Linked DNA regions of Homo sapiens: region 2 is linked to region 1. The links are chromatin loops, found by intact Hi-C in ENCODE. Cell type or tissue: dorsolateral prefrontal cortex. All regions are shown on one strand.

Region 1 (2,500 bases):
AGTGGCTCCCTGTTTCTGTCTGTAAAAAGCATGAAATATTCCTTACCAAAAGGCACCTGGCCTTTGATGTCCTTTCCTCTGCTTTGTCTCTTGCCACCTTGCCATACTCATATTCATTTTCTCTTCCCCACTCCTTCCATCCCTAACACACACACACTTGAGCCATACTAAAGTATTTGCTGTTTCCCAGATGTACCACATTGACTCTTTCTACTGTAATTTTGAGCATGCTCTCTCTCTTCCATTTGGAATGTCCCCAACCCTTCCATTTTTGCCTGATTTTTTTCTTCCTTCAGGGCATAGCTTAGCTGACAACTCTTCCTAGAAAATTTCCCTCCTCCCAAGTCTGGGTACCTTTCTCTGGGCACTAAAAGAATACCGAATAAATTCTACATATAGTGTCTATCATAATGCATTGTAATTGCTTATTTTTACTCTGTTTTATTAGGAGTACCTGGAAGCCAATGTCCATGTCTTATTCCCAGTGACATCTCCAGCTCCTACTACATGGCCTGGCTCGGTGCAATAGTAATATTGGGATGTTATCGTTGAGTATTCTGTAAACAAATTAGTGTGCCCAGAAAACTCAGAGGTGAATTAGTTCACGGCCCAAATCTTACAACCCATCTGTTTAGGTTCTACAGTTTACGATGGTATTGTCTATTGCTCCTCTGTAATTAATTTTAATTTTATATTATTTTGAGTGAAGTTTCATTTACCTAGTTCCTTACCAAACCAGGACAAAGCCAAATCTCAGTAGAGTGTGTGTATCTACTCATATGCCACTAGACAAGACAAATCTGCCTTTACATCTGGCTGTGGTAGCAATTCCCAGATGCACTTAATTCTGACACATGGCCATTATTGAACCAAAAGCAATTGCCTGGCATGATTATAGTTCTTATTTGTTTTCGTTTTAAGGGGCCTCATCCAGGCTGCCAAATGTACAACAGGTGCCTTGGTTTTATACTTGCCAATCTGTTGTTATTCAAATGACCGCCCTAACAGAGACTAATGGTATCTAATAAAATTGATCTCGGTTCTGGCAAGCCAGACTCACAAGAGCAAGAGCCGTAGGAACTGCAGTGGGAAAATATGCTGGTGGTAAATGTGCCTGGTGAAGCACACACTTTTTTTGGGGGAAAGTGACGTATGTCTCACACATGGGCCTCTTGTTTATGTTGAGCTGTGGACATTTTCTGAAACCCAGTGTTACTTAGACACTAGGATTTGCAGTATCTAATCTTGTTTTTGATGTACTTGCTGGGTGGCATGGGACAGGATTGGCTGTGCCAGCTTATCAGTGAATGGCTGTGCCATGCCTGTAAGGCACAGCCAGGCTGTCTTTCATGCCAAACAGCTGGCATATTTGATGGCTTGTATTTCCTATTGTTAGAAATTTGCCTCACTGATTTCACAGGGCCTTGTAAAGTCTTGAATATCGCCAGAGCTAGCCAGGAGAGGAGTATGTCAGGTTGCAACCAAGAGCTAATATTTAAATACTGTATTCAAATGACATGTACGATTTGGCGACTTTTTTTCTTTATAGGACACTGACTGAAGGAAAGCTTTGCCATCAAAGGAGATAACCTCTTGACAACTGGCCTTGCAAACTTTTTCAAAAGTATAAGTGGTGTTAACTGTTAGGACCAGGTCTCAGAGGAACACAGAATTGTGTGTTTTTTTTTGTTTTTGTTTTTTTTTCCTGCAAGGATTTTAGAGACCTCATTTTATTCACTCACTCACTTGTGTTCCCATTTATACATCCATTCTTTAAAGCACCAGACATTAAACTATGCTAAATGCAAAGTACTGTGGGAATATAAGGCTGAGTAAAGCACTATTATACTTGTCAGTGCAAGTATAATTTGCACTGACAAATTTTAGAGATCTGGATTTTTAAGATTTTAGAAAACTTGTGCCGGTAATGTCCATTTTTAATTGGAGAGCTTTATGTTGTCATGTGGAAAAAAGCTACTCAAATTCCACCATGATAGTAGAGCTTACTGGTTTCATTAAATAATAACACCAACTACCAAAGTAGGAGATGGGGGTTAGAGCCTTAGCTGCCTAGCCACACTTCACTTTGCTCCACAGTTAATTGAGCTCATGTAATTTCCTGTGACCTAGCATATAGAATAGCTCTTAGCTTGGGATTTGGCTATTATTGGACCATCTTTTTGTATTATTTATACCCATCTTCCTTGAAAAAGGATTTGTGGCAGCTATTAAATCATATGCTTCATTATCCTTAATAAATCACCTTGGTAGAGCAGACAATGGATTATTGTACAGATGGTTAGTTTCTATGAGAAATTTTTTAAAATATGCATAATCTTGGCCTCATTTTGAGTGATATTTTATTTCAAGGCTTTTAAAAATGATAGAAACCTTTAAAAAGTATACCAAACTGCTCAGTGACTATTGTTCATATTAAATAAAAAATATGCTTAGTAAAAGGAATGTAAATGTGATTAACAATTTTTTAAAATATATTAAG
Region 2 (2,500 bases), 61 kb after region 1:
GCAAAAATAGAAATAACCACGGCATTGAACACACTTCAGTAATTGTTTTAGTTGAATTTATAGGATTAAAACAATTTCAGTGTTGACTGTTTAACAAAATGAAACTCATAGTTAACACAGGAACAAGTTCAATTATCTCTGAGTCGTTAATTTATGAATGGTTCCATGGCCATTTTCCATAGTAATGCTGAATCCCTCCCACCCTACCTTGTTCATATTCTGGGTCAGTATCTGAATTGCCACTAGCGGTGAACAATGTGTATGAGGTACACACACACACACACACACACACACACACACACACAACAAATTAAGCGGCTTCTCAGACTGCCTGTCTGGTGTTTGTTATCTATCTGTAGCAATTGGAAGTGATTCTGTTGGGCCATCTAAAGTGCACATTATAAAGGAAAAAGATTTTGCTTTTGTTTCCTTACTAGTAGCCATAGAAACTTTTAAAAACCATCTGTAATACATTACAGGAGAGTTTTTGTGTTCCTTATGCTTTTGCTAGTTTCTATTTGTATTATCTGTATATTGACTATAACCTCAGCTACCCTAGTTTGAAGCTTTACTTTAACTTACTGAACTTGAAGGAATTACAGATATTTTTACTCAATGGCCAGCATAACCACTCCTTGTTTAGCCACAGTACTTTTATATGGCTTCAGTGTGCTTTTATTTTTGTACTTTATTTGTTAAGCCGACTGGCAGTAATTCTGTGACATGGCTTTGACTGAGGAGTTGTAGCTGGTAGCCACAGCCTAGCTGATGGTCTTTAATATGGAGGCAGAGGGGCTGGCAGGAAGCAATAGTAAGGCGATTCACATTAGTTTCTTTTACTGCAAGTGTGAATACACACTATAGGTCATCAAAAGGATATTCAGGATTTTGTATTGTGGTTTGGACAGAACCATGACTATGTGAATTTACTGAAAAGGTTCTTGTTCTTTTGCCTTTGTAGCTAATCATATGTAATACAAGTCCCCTACTCCAGCCAGATTAAAACCATGGGTAATTCCTTTTGCACTAACTCTTAACATCTTCAATAGTTATGCCGGTATGACTGGGTTTCTCTTTCATTGATTAGTGTTTTTTTCCCCTGTTATTCTTCATCATCTCCTTGTTTCAGTCTCTTTTAAATATGTGTTCCCTCTTACCAAATTTCTTTTCTTGTACATATTTGTGTCTATACACCAAGTCCTGATTTTTGGTGGGCTGTGGGAGGCCTTGTTGTTTCTATTGAACAGCTTCATAAGGAGCCCAGCTGTTAGCTGTCAAGGGTTTTCTCTTTTATTAGTCTCAGAAGGCAGGACTGGCAGGGTGCAGCATGTTGGTACAAGATCCCAGCTGTTGTAATGGTGCTCTCGGAGTCCCTGATCATTTGAAACTTGAAGAAAATTTGACCTTATCATGGAAGTTGTTTCTGTTTGTTCATTTGTTTGTTTTTGAGGGGCTCGCAGTGCAAGATAAAAAGATGTAAATGATAACTGTAAGATATGGAGGCAGTATAGAGAAAAACGCGTGTTTCTGCTTTTCAAACTTTTTAGTAGCAGACATTTTTGGTATGGAGAGTTTAAGATACAGGGGGGATGTTAACTAATGTGGATGTAGAGAAATTTGTCCTGGCATATCTTTATTTGGTAAGCAGGCTAAGCAAACTTAGCAAAATTTATTCACGCTTTAAAAACATGAGATAAGAGCTCTTTCTCAGAGGCACACTCTTAAAAGTTTTGCCGAATTGGAAAGGTTCTGACGCTGTTTAATTAAAAGAAAAATGCAATAAAACCAGATTCTGTTTAAAAGGATTTTGCTTCTTTATGTAGCCTTGTCTTTCAGGTTCTCTGGGTGGCTTCTCTATGCCAGGATCCTTGGGAATAGTTTGATAAGCCGACCAAGTTATTGAATAAAGAGAATCATACACCTTAAGCAATGAAAATATCTGCCTTTACTTCATTGTGAAAGATTGACAGACAAGAACACACGTAATAGCATGCATTTACGTTTAAGAAATGAAATTTATTTAAAACTGGGAACCTTGAGAGAAAAGCTTGGTTGGGACTGAGTCATTACCCAGTTAAAAATAACCTTTCCAGGTCATGTCGTTTTGTTTGCCACAGTGAAATAAGTTTATTTCAGCAGAATGAAGCCATTATTAGCTTGGCAGAGTCCACTTGTCAGAATTTTATGGAGCACAACACCGTTTGGCTGGGAAATTCAATAAATACTGTAATGTGAGAGGAGTTAAACTCCAAGGGCTGAAGGGGCAAAGAGTGGAGGATTTGTTGCTAATTCATTGTTTCACAGCTCCAATAAGAAAGCATGAGGATATATGACGAATTATCATTAGAGGTCAGGCGCACAACCCTTTCGTGAATTACCAAAGCAGCAGGACTTGTGAGTAAAATAAAAACTTTAAGCTGTGTTAGGATGTATAGCACTGAAGGGGTAGCGTAAATATTGAGTGTCTCGATGCTCAAGTTTTTTATTTTTCTTTTTTGGA

Evidence for each region. A loop is a pair of places that touch in the nucleus more often than their neighbours do. Peaks named below come from ENCODE experiments on the same cell type or tissue, not always from the same donor. Only the 100,000 strongest peaks of a DNase experiment are listed, where the experiment ranks them.
Region 2: a loop joins it to region 1, with 2.1 times the contacts of the local background. A loop is called at or near these places in 5 of 110 quality-filtered maps.

The regions. Positions count from the first base shown.
Region 1 is chr9:8,844,372-8,846,871 of GRCh38, reverse strand. All of the region lies in intron 11 of PTPRD (protein tyrosine phosphatase receptor type D), which reads left to right. Among named protein-coding and RNA genes, the nearest start is that of PTPRD-AS1, 12 kb to the left of the region's middle. In dorsolateral prefrontal cortex, no CTCF peak of the experiment used is centred here; a DNase peak (open chromatin) is centred at 1,311; H3K4me3 peaks cover 1,741 bases; H3K27ac peaks cover 2,500 bases.
Region 2 is chr9:8,783,839-8,786,338 of GRCh38, reverse strand. The region is part of intron 11 of PTPRD (protein tyrosine phosphatase receptor type D); the gene reads left to right. Among named protein-coding and RNA genes, the nearest start is that of PTPRD-AS1, 73 kb to the left of the region's middle. In dorsolateral prefrontal cortex, no CTCF peak of the experiment used is centred here; no DNase peak of the experiment used is centred here; H3K4me3 peaks cover 1,026 bases; H3K27ac peaks cover 2,190 bases.